Regions from separate parts of the Homo sapiens genome. Here region 2 is linked to region 1. A link is a contact called in ENCODE Hi-C or POLR2A ChIA-PET data. All regions are on one chromosome and are shown on one strand. Each heading gives the region's core, a stretch centred on a gene start or an enhancer-like site at or near the end of the contact. The rest is flanking DNA. Distances are from core to core; before and after follow the strand shown. Region 1 has its middle 440 kb from the start of HS6ST1. Region 2 has its middle 470 kb from the start of LINC01854.

The links. A loop is a pair of places that touch in the nucleus more often than their neighbours do. ChIA-PET counts read pairs that join two places held with the same protein, here RNA polymerase II (POLR2A). Pooled maps may share reads with other maps.
Region 2: a loop to region 1 is called in a map of posterior cingulate gyrus, with 7 times the contacts of the local background. The contact joins two enhancer-like sites. A Hi-C loop is called at or near these places in 1 of 168 maps with a recorded cell type or tissue (posterior cingulate gyrus), 5 of 37 single-sample maps with no recorded cell type and 7 of 50 pooled maps. POLR2A ChIA-PET finds 5 or more read pairs at or near these places in 2 of 52 experiments (A673 and activated T-cell).

What each region holds. Positions count from the first base shown.
Region 1 is chr2:128,751,228-128,757,006 of GRCh38, forward strand. No RefSeq gene overlaps it. Among named protein-coding and RNA genes, the nearest start is that of HS6ST1, 440 kb to the left of the region's middle. RefSeq lists an enhancer at 3,363-3,562. Within about 2 kb of position 3,249, at least 7 of the 41 ENCODE cell types and tissues checked have a DNase peak (open chromatin) inside an H3K27ac peak, as active enhancers do.
Region 2 is chr2:128,796,503-128,802,281 of GRCh38, forward strand. No RefSeq gene overlaps it. Among named protein-coding and RNA genes, the nearest start is that of LINC01854, 470 kb to the right of the region's middle. Within about 2 kb of position 2,514, at least 3 of the 41 ENCODE cell types and tissues checked have a DNase peak (open chromatin) inside an H3K27ac peak, as active enhancers do.

The DNA.
Region 1 (5,779 bases), core at 1,999-4,498:
AGAAAGAGAGAGAGGGAAAAAATATACATGTTTTGAACTAACCTGGATTCAGCTGCTCTCCAATAACCACCCCTGCCCCAGGGGCCCTCACCTCAGCCATATAGACTACAAAAGGGTGCAAGCAGGGCTGAACAAAGAAATTCCCTTCAATAAAAAGGGGATTTGTGATACCTCCTATTTTCAATATAAAAGTATTTTATTACATTTTACTTCAATTTAAGAGAAGAAAATGAAGTGGTATTTAAATGAAAAGAATTGCTGATCTTCAAATAAATGTTGCTTTGCCACAAAAGATATTATTTTGTAAAAGAGCCCCTGCAAGGCTAACAAGATATGAAAAACACGAAGAAGTTGGAGCCTTCATGTTTTTAACTCACGTCTCAATTTCAGAAGGTCTTAATTATACTCGATTATAAAAGATGAGGAAATCAGCATTCTTAAACTTTCTCTTACTACTTCTCTTGATTTTTCTTGGTGATATATATAATACTGACTTTTCCAAGGTTAGGAGCATTTGCATTCTATTTTGTAACAATTATTCCCACTGGTTTTATCTTTTTTCTATATTTAAGTGGATTTGATACTCATGAGTCTTTTTTTATAACAGCTTTTACTCTCCTGGCAGGGTTTTTATTTTACTTTTTTTGTTTGCTTGGCTGCATTTCATCCCCAAGTCATTCTCCCTCTCCCCTCTCCCCTCTAAAGGTCCCGTAGACGTATTCCCGAGTTCCCGCCAGCCGTGACAGTCTGCCACCTATATAATCAAGGGGAAACTTGGCTGAGTAAACAGTTTTTTTTTCTTTTTCTTAGAACTTTTAAATCCACACTCCACTGTCCTTTTTTTTTCCTGCATTTTAAAAATGTTTTTCTTTATTGTGGTGAGACATGCATAACATAAAATGTAGGGTTTTAACCATTTGTCCCCTAGTTTAAATGTTGCCCCGGGCCTACCCTTTCCCTGTTCATATTAGTGGGTTGGCATTTTTTTTTTCTAAATGTCTCATGGTTGCAGCCTACTTTTTGGTATGTTTATCTGGGTATTTTTTTTTTTTTTTTTTTTTTTTTTGGGATGGAGTCTCAATCTGTCACCCAGGCTGGAGTGCAATGGCATGATCTCGGCTCACTGCAACCTCTGCCTCCCGGGTTCAAGCGATTCTTTTGCCTCAGCCTCCCGGGTAGCTGGGACTACAGGCGTGCGGTGCCACGCCTGGCTAATTTTTGTATTTTTAATAAAGACGGGGTTTCACCATGTTGGCCAGGCTGGTCTCAAACTCCTGACCTCGTGATCCATCCACCTCGGCCTCCCAAAGTGCTGGGATTACAGGGTGAGCCACCGCACCTGGCCTTATGTGTGACTGTTATTTCTGAACCCAGCTGGCTGGGTTCTTGAGTAAGACTTTCTGGCCCTCTGAATTTTCCCTCAATGTCATTGCTATTGCCCTCCGTCACTGCTCCAGAGCGGTGGGAGACGAAAGCACTGAGCCCAGGTGATCCACCCCTGCCCAGTCATTTCTTGGCCTGGCTTGACTAGCTGAATGCTTGAAGCACTCTTTGCTTATCCTTCCTGTTCATTACGTTAACCAGGAAACTTCCCATGGCCGTGGTTCTGTATTAACATTTTCTGAACAGCGTGCTCCTTTTGGATTGCTTTCAGTTCCTGTGTCTTTGTTAATGAAAATAATCGTGTATTTGCAAAGACATCCTGTCGCCTTCTGTGGGGTTTCCATGTTAGGGACATGTGTGTGTCAGGTCACGGCTCCCCGGGTCTGTTCTGCATTTCTGTTGTCCTTTCTCTGACTGCTGTCCTCTCTGGGTCCTTTCTCAGGCATTCACCGCCGCCATCTCCATCTCAAGCCTGTCTGCCTCTGTGTCAGGAACTCACTGGACATTTTGTCCCCTGTTGTTTTTGTTAATCTACTAGTTCTGTTAGGAATGTTGCTTTAGCACTCGATGTTTCTAAAGGTTCTCTTTTAAAGCTGTTCTCTCAATTTTAGTCTCATTCACGTTTCTATCCAGCCTTCCTCTGGAGTGAGGGACTCACAGAGTCACACTCTTCTCCAGGCCTTTGTGTGCCATGCGCCCCCCTCCTTTGCGTATTTTCCCTGGAATATGCGTGTCTCATCCCTGCGCAGTTGCTGTATCTCTCTCTCACCCTTAACTTCCCTTGCTCAAATATCATTGGGTGAATTTTCCTTGACAGCCTCCCTGCCCCGTTTGACATGATTGCCTTCCTCCGGGGCTCAGTTCCAGGCCTGCCTATTGTGTTTTATGCATCGGTGTTCTCCTTCCGTCTTGGAAGGAGTGGGAAGGAGAACATCCTCGGGATATCCAGTGGGAGGCCCTCAACCTGCTGGAGCCCAGATTTCTTCCTGTCTCTCCCAGAGCCAGAGGAAGCCAGCTGGGCTTCCTTCCTGTCTCTCAGGTTGATCTTTCTATTTTCCAGGGTGGCCCATTTACCTTGTAGTCACCACATTTGGGGGCATTGAGAGAATGCTTAGAACTTTTTTTTTTTTAACCTCCTTTGCCAGCTTGACCTCTGGTTGGTGGAGAAGAGTAAGCGCCATGCTGAGCTAGAATACTCTGATTTTTTTAACTTGGCCTCCTTGTCTGCAGCTCTAGGATGCAGTCCCTTTTCCCTTGCTTGGAGGCAGTTGGGAAGGTTTTTGCTGACTTTTGTCCTCATCTGTTGGAGAGAAGATTTGTGATCCAGCGTCACTCTCCTCGTATCATTATCCCATTTCATTTAACATCAAAGCCCTCACTAGTCAGAACTGGGCCGCACGCGTGTATATTTAGAAGTGCCTGACATCCTTCCAGGGCTGCATTCTCCTGCATTATCATATCAATTGGAGCCCTGCTCCTGTGCAGGTGAGGTGGGGCTGGGGGTTATCTTGCAAGATCAGAGACATAAGAACTTTATTTTGTGCTATATATAAAATCTCAGTTAGGAAATTAAATTCTGCACGGGGGAAAGATGTCAAGGTTGCTTTGATCACATGGAAAAGCAGCAGAGGCGCAGCAAGAGAGAGATAACCAAAGGAGGAAGCTTGCAGGCGCCTCCTCCCAGGCCAGCTGCAGGATGTGGGCAGGAGAGTCTGGGCTCTCAGTCCCGGTGGAGACAGGCCCTGTGTGCAGTGAGTGCTGCAGGAGATGGTCTGCTTACAAGCATGTGCTTCCTGTCATCAGTGCAAGCTGTTAAGTGTGAGAAAAAATGACCGGCAGTGAAGCAGAAACTCACTAAAAGTATTAATAGCCGGTGGCTGTCACCACTTGCTTGCTGTCCTTTACACCAACACTCCCCTAGCCCTCTCCCAAATGCCCAGGCTCATTTACTCCACTATGCAGGACCCCACAGGATGCTGCGGTGTGTTCCGCTTCTCCTCTGGTCTGAACTGTACCTGCACACAGGGCAAGTCCCAAGGGAACCAGAAGCCACCTGGAACAGGAAGCAAATAATAGCACCATCACCACCACCAGGATAGCTGACATCAATTACTGATTGTCTACTAGGAGTCAAGAACTGTGTTATTGTTTTACAGACATTATTTCCTATAAGTTGATCTCATAGTACAGATACAGAAATGGAAGAAAAAAAGATGTTAGGCTATGTATACACATCATATGGCTAGAAAATGCCAGAGAACTTTTTCCTAAGTTTGTTTCTGAAATGCAACATATATTAACTTTTTCCATCTCTTCACCTGACCCCCAAAGATAAAAAGACCTAGAAATCAATCCCACAGTCAGTCTGGGTGGAGTCCGTTTCCCTGTGACGGGAAAGCATATTAACGGGAAAGCATATTAAAGCTGAGGTCCTGCAATTCAACCCACATCCCTGACCCTCGGCCCTGGAGACTCTGGGGGGCAGTGAGCTGTGCACCCCAAAGAGACAGAGCTCCGGAGGCCGAGGCGGGCGGATCACGAGGTCAAGAGATCGAGACCATCCTGGCTAACACGGTGAAACCCCGTGTCTACTAAAAAATACAAAAAAAATTAGCCGGGCGTGGTGGCGGGCGCCTGTAATCCCAGCTACTGAGGAGGCTGAGGCAGGAGAATGGCGGGAACCCGGGAGGCGGAGCTTGCAGTGAGCCGAGATTGCTCCACTGCACTCCAGCCTGGGCGACAGAGAGAGACTCCGTCTCAAAAAAAAAAAAAAAAAGGAGACAGAGCTCCTCTGCTTCCAGCAAACCTCCCTTTTTCTCTCCAAAAATACACATGCATGCCTTTTTTCCTGCTTCCACTGCTGACTTAGTCATTTATTCATTCGGTCAATATTAACCGAGAGTCAAAAAGTCCCAGCCGCGCTCAGGATGCAGCAGAGAGAAAAGCGAAGACCCCTGCCCTCATGGAGCACGCCCTCTAGTGGGGAGAGACGGAAAACAACAAAGATAAATAAGGAGTATTCCAGGATTTATCATGGTTAAGTCTCAAGCAGAAAAATCAAGCAGGAAAATGGAAAAAGAGACTTCACATTGGCCTCTTGTCTGTCCTCACCCGGCAGCTTTCCCAGTGTCGAGGACCCCTCTGAAAACTTTTTTTCGGAACTGGCTGTTTAGGTTTCATATATACCCTGCTAGTGCCAGAAGATTTTAACCATCTCCGGGGCTGTGCCTTGTGTCGATTATGCATGACCATGGATAATCCAACAGCTCTGTGCCCCGGTAGGAGCTCCCTGGAAGAGTGTTGGCTGATGGTGTGACAGCAACTGTAACTCTGCATAAAAGTTGCAGGGGCTCCTTGCCTACGGAGGACGCATGGATGCCCCATCCTGTGGGCTGTGGGGAGAGAAGAGCAGGGACAGGAGAACTAGCATGTCCCACGGGACCACCTGCCAGGCAGTGGCGGTGGACGTGTTTTCTGAGACAAGCCTCACTCCCGTGGTTAAATAGGGGCTATCTACATTTTCAGAAACTCATAGACGTGAGGAGGTGCACCTGCCCGAGGTTCTAAAACTATGGAGCTGAAGACCTGAGATCCAAAGTCCAGCCTGCCTGATGTCATTCTTTGAGGCTCGAAAACAAAGTGAGTCATCTCTGAAATCAAATTACTTGAATTTGAGCAAATCTTATATATTAAAACTTGTGGCAATCACTGCATGATTTATTATAGGACTAGTAAATGAACCACAGCAACACCAAAAATAGAGATGAAAAAAGGGGCAAAAGAGTCATGCAGAAGATGGTTGGATACATTGAGATCTGGCATTGAGCTCCAATTATGCTGAACTGACAGCTGGGAGGTGTCCAGGCTGTCAGATGTGTTCTCTCCCACTCTCTAGTGTACAGCTGGGGCCCATGTGTGACACTTAGCAGGAGGCCCTTTTTCCAGTCCCTTCACAGAGATGGAATGACGCTGTCAGGAGGGCTGGGCAGCTGCTAGCACTGGATGGAGAGAGAAACGAGGAGAAACTTCCAGTTTATGGTGTGTGGGTGTGGTGTGGATGGGGCAGGTGCAGACCAATCTTTCTGAAAAACACTTGGTGATACATACGAAGAGCTTTAAAAAACTATCTTTTGGCCAGGTGCGGTGGCTCATGCTTATAGTCCCAGCACTTGGAAGGCTGAGGCTAGCAGATCACCTGAGGACAGGAGTTCAAGACCACCCTGGCCAACATCATGAAACCCCGTCCCTACTAAAAAAATACAAAAATTAGCCGGGCATGGTGGCACGCGCCTGTAATCCCAGCTACTCAGGAGGCTGAGGCAGGGAGAATTGCTCCAACCTGGGAGACAGAAGTTGCAGCGAGCCGAGATCGCGCCACTGCACTCCAGCCTGGGCA
Region 2 (5,779 bases), core at 1,264-3,763, 45 kb after region 1:
AGGGAAGGCATGGCCGTGTTTGTGGTGGGGATGGGGGTGCCTTCTTGCAGGGGCAAGCCTACTGGTGAGCTGAATGACCACAGTAAGAACCAGGATGGGAGAGGACCGCTGTTCAAATCTCCTACTGGAAGATTGGTCTCCTACATGATTGGTCTTGCAATCATGGTGATTTAAGAAGTTCCTCTGACTTTGGAGCTGAAGGGCCGTGAGTAGGAACTCGGACTTTCCCTGTGTCCACACTCCAGGCTTTGGCTCTGGAGGCCGTCTGCCCATGCGTCTGTCAGGGGACAAGTTTTTTACTCTCTTTCATCTGTAATCATTTCTTCTGAAAAAGAGGCGTAAGAATGTACCTGCCTCATGGAGTCTTATAAGGAATAAACAAGATGATGCTGTAAACTGCTCAGAACAGTTTCCAGACCATGGAAAACACACCACAAATGTCTGCTACTGTTGTTGCTGTTATATTTTAACTTCCCCACCTTCACAGAAAAAACTGCGGCAATGACGCTGCATGATAGCTGCTGTCTGGAGGGACTGTAGGGGCCCTGCCTGTAGGTGACCTCCTCGAAGGCACCTGCATCAGTTAAAATTCTCGAGAGAAACAGACTCAAAAGAGACAGACAGACAGACAGACACACACACACAGTGACTTTAAAGTGTTGGCTCCTGTCAGTGTGGTGGTGGCAGGTGTGAAGTCTGTAGGGCTGGCCAGCATACTGCACACTAAGATAAGGGGAGTTGTTGCAGTCGTGAGTCTGAATTCCACAGGGCAGTGGCTGGAAGCTCAGGCAGGGTTTCTGTGTTGCAGTCAGGAGGCAGAATTCCTTCTTCTTCGGGAAACCTCAGTCTTTGCTCTTATGGCCTTCACCTGATTGGACAAGGCCCACCCACATTTTAGAGGGTGATCTGCTTTACTCAAAGTCTATTGATTAATACGTTGATCACATCACAACATTGCTAAATCAATGTTGATCACTTTGATTTATATGTTGAATCCTGACAAATACCTTCATGGCAACATCTAGACTGGTGTTTGACCAAACAGCTGGGCGCCATAGCCTAGCTGAGGCGACACATAACGTTAGCCATCACAGCACCGCAGCCTCATGTCTATGTATACCTCCCATAGCACATCGTGGATCTGATGAATGACCAGGTAGCATATGGGACAGTCCCTGGAGTCTTGTAGTTTATTTAGTTCTTCATGCAAAGCACCTAGTGATAGAGACAGTAGGGGCAAATACATTTGCATGCATGATTACTGCTGTGGGAGGAATTCACAAAGAAGGTGACAAGGACGTCAGCTAGAGAGGAATGGAGGTGCAAGAGTGGAGTTGGCTAGTTGAGGGGACCCTGTAGAGAAATGCTGCTGGTCTCACACAGGCATGTGCTGCCTCCTGTCCCCCTCTCCGTGGTCCTGGGTAGGGGGATGGCTTCTGCTAAATACACGTGAGTTTCCAGGAAAGGCAGCCTAAGACTCAGAGAGAGAGTGCAAGACCCTAGGAGAGGCCAGGGGACTCTCAGTTGGGACTCTCCAGCTGTCAGGCCCTGCTCAACATAGGCCTGTTTGTCTTTCAAGGGGGATGTTCTTTCCAGCTGTTGGCAAGCAGAGGCTTCTCTGGGTAGCTGGGCGAGCACCCAGCTTGCATGCATGCACCAGCACCCCACAGCACGCTCGAGGGCAGTTTCTGTTTCTCCCAGGCCCCTGCTTTTAGCCACATCATGTCACATGCTTTCTTTTCGCTATCAAGATCTTCACTACTGGCCCCGATATTTCTACTCAGCTTTCTTTTTCATCTGTTTGAGAATCAGGGGACCTGGGTTCTTTTCCAGCTTCTGACACCAATTGACCTTGAGAACTTAGACAAATGACCGACTTTTCTAACCTCAACTCACATTTGATAAAATGAAGTCACTCTCTTTAATGTCTTCCAAGGCATGTTTCTGCCTGTTTTCAAAAAGACAGAGAATAAATGGCTTCTATGAGACCGTAGAGAAAATCAAAATTCAGATCAGAATTCATGCACTTTGCTGCCCTAAGGTGTTGGCTGGGATTCCCCAGGCTCCCTTATTCTAAGACTCATGTAATGAGCATATCTGGGTTCCTGAGCAGGGCCATGGAAAGTCTGATATGGCACTTGGTGGAGTGAGGAGAGCCAGGATGGAGGAAGTCAGATGGGGAGGAAATCTGAGGAACGGTGCTGGCAGACTCATTGCTCTTTGTCAAAGGCGGAGTATGGAAGGGTGGGCTTGGGGCTGAGGGGCAATGGGGTATGAAATATTGGAACGGGGGCTGAGCTCTGTGTCACTGGCTGCTAACTCCTTCAGCAGCATCCCTGTCCACCCTCCTGTCCCCTAATTGTGCTCCAGAGGCCATTTCTGGAGATGGGTGCAAAAGTGCTCTGATTTCTATTTCTGGGAACTGAGAAATCTGCTGACTGTCTCTGGCTTAGAATAAAACTTACATGTGATGCCAGAATAAGATGTGGCAGGGCCTTCTCTGAGACAGGCTGGCCAACCATCGCAAGGTCAAGATCATCTTACGAAAGGCCACAGAGTGCACACACAGCAAGCACATGCCCTTTCAGTAGTTGTGCCTCAAGATGTGTATTTCGAGTTTTGTTTTGGGATCAGGTAGGACACTGAAGCCCGGGGCAAGGACAGACATAGAGCTGGGGTGGGCCGTGTCCTTTAGTCTGGCTGCCATCTGTCTCTCCTTTCGCAGGTTCCTGGAGTGCAGCTGGCCCACTAGATTATGGCTGTGCTGAGCAGAAAGAAATCTCAGGAAATCCTGGGCATCAATGCAAGGGCTGATTGGCAGGAGGTGTCCATGAGTAGGGAGGGTTACGTTTCTGTTTCTACACTCTGCCCCACTGGCCCCCAAAGGTGTCATGTTCTCCCAGGTATTCCCAACAGGAACCAGGCTCTTCAGGAGTAGTGAGGATTCCCCAGGGCCCCTCTCCTTCCTTGGCTCTCAGGACCCTGTCAGCTTCATGCCAACTGGGCAGACCTGGATAGTTTCCTGCCCTTTCAGACTGGATGCTAGAACCCAGACTCTGTTCAGGAGGCAGAGGGCAGACCAAGGAAATGCCATCCTGCAGATCACTCCCAGCCTCCAAGATGAAAGCCGCTAAGCCCAGGACTGTGTGCATGGGCAGAGCCTGGTGAGGGCAACTGTGAGAACACAGGAATTCACAGGGTGAAGATCCATCTACACTAGGTGCAGTGAAAGTGACTTGCAAAACTCTTAAGCACAACCTATAGAAATATGTTTTACACTGGGATCCAGTTGTGGTCTAGTGCCTGAATATGACACACTTTTACGTGTGTGCATGCAAGTGTACAAAAACAGTATTTGTGTATGCTGGTTATACATTTGCATAAACCTGTTTTGTCCTAGTCCAGGTTTCCCAGAGTACATAGCCTGAGGCAAAGTTTGGGACTCTTGCTTTATTTCCAGTGAGGTGGGAACAGGGAGGGGAGGAGGAACACAAACCTGGGGAACCGTATTCCCAGCTCCAGCTGGCTATGCCACTTCTGCAAGCACAGTGGGTTTTTGGCCATGCTGGATGGCACTGGAGAACCTCTATGGAGCACCACATCTCAGAAAGGTCTGCTGCAAGGAGAGGAAAAGGGCTTTATCTGTTACCTCTTTCCATCTCCTGTCTCTCATCAGTTAACGTTTGCTGCTCAGCAGATAACACCTGTATTTTCAGGCAGAGCCTCCATGGGTCTGGTTGGGTTGAACACGAGAGTGGCAGCTGCCATACTCTCCGCACCACAGGTGTGATGAAGGCCAAGTTGAAAGCACAGGCTTCACTCCTGTGGGCATCTGGGAAAGCCAGTGTCATTAGGAGAGGAGGCAACAGCAGAAGCAGCCAGGGCTCTCTATCGAGCAGAAGGCAGAGAGCCGGAGGTGCAAGGGGACTGAGTAGCTAAGAGTGCACCCCAGAATCTATGTCTGTATGAACTGAGAAAGAATGTCATCTTTCCACATACACACCATATAGTCGTTCTTACATTGTTATAAAGGAATACCTGAAGCTTGGCAGTTTAAAAAGAAAAGAGGTTTAGTTGGCTCACGGTTCTGTAGGCTGTACAGGAAGCATGGTGCTGGCATCTGAACCTGGTGAGGGCCTCAGGAAGCTTCCAATCATGGTGGAAGGCAAAGGGGAGTAGGCGCATCACATGGAGAGACTGGGAGCAAGAAAGAGTGGCAGGAAGCACCACATACTCTTTTCTTTTTTCTTTTTTTGAGATAGAGTTTTGCTCTTGTTGCCCAGGCTGGAGTGCAATGGCACAATCTTGGCTCACTGCAACATCTGCCTCCCGGGTTGAAGCGATTCTTCTGTCTCAGCCTCCTGAGTAGCTGGGATTACAGGCGCATGCCACCACGCCCAGCTAATTTTTGTATTTTTAGTAGAAATGGGGTTTCATCATATTGGTCAGGCGGGTCTCGAACTCCTGACCTCAGGTGATCCACCTGCCTCTGCCTTCCAAAGTGCTGGGATTACAGGCATGAGCCACTGCCCCCAGCCCCACCACACACAACAACCAGATATCCTGTGAACTCGGAGCACCCCCCACTCCTCACCAAGGCCATGGTGCTAAACCATTCATGAGGGACCTGCCCATGATCCAATCACCTGTTATCAGGCCCCATCTCCAACTTTGGGAAGCACATTTCAACATGAGATTTGGAGGGGACAAACACCCAAACCATATTACACACACCCACACACACACACACACACACAAACACATCACAAAACAATCTTTATCCTCACTACTTTGGAATATACTGTGATACTTTCTATTCTTTAAAGAAAAAATAAATCCTGGTTGTTACCCATTGAACTACTATGCCACCTCTTTTAACAAAATCTAGAGGCTTCCCTAGCTCATGTTAGCAGCAGGGAAATTTGCCAGAAACAAAGAGACTGGGAGTCCACCATGCTTATTTTGTTTTGTTTTTAAATTGAAATTCTTGAGATAAATGTAGATTGATGTGAAGTTGCAAGAAATAATACAGAGAAAGAGAGCTCTTGTACCCTTTGCCCATCTCCCCAGTGGTAACATTTTGTAAAACAATAGTATAGCATCAGAACCAGCCACCAACCTTACTCAAATTTCCCCAGCTTTAGTTCCAGTCATTTATGTATATGCATGTGTATTAAGCTCTACACAATTGCTTCAGCTGTGTGGGTTCATGAATCCACCATTATATTCAAGATGCAGAGCACTTCCAATCCAGAGGATCCCTGGGCTGCTTTTTTATAACCACATTGGCACAGTTCCCCAGGCCCTGGCAACTGCTCATCTGCCCTCCAGTTCCAAAATCTTTTCATGTGTTTATTTACCATATGCATATCCTTTTAACATCTGTTCATGTCTTTTGAATTGAATTGTTTTTGTTTCCAGTTCAATTTTGGAGGCTCATTATATTCTAGATGCGAGTCCTGTGCTGGATATATGATCTGCAATTTTTTCTCCTGTTCCACAGTTTGCCTTTTCCTTCTCTTAACAGAGTCTTCATAGAGCAAAAGTTTTTCATTTCGATGAGGTACAATTTATCATATTTTCCTTTTATAGATCCTGTGCTTGATGTCAAGTGTAAGAATTCTTTGCCTAGCCCTAAATTCCAAAGAATTTTTCCTACTTTCCCCCCAAATTTTATGGTTTTGCATTTTATATTTACATATGTGATCTGCTATGAATTACTTTTTGTATAAAGTGTGAGGTTTAGATCAATAATAACTTTTTTATTTTCTTTGCTCCC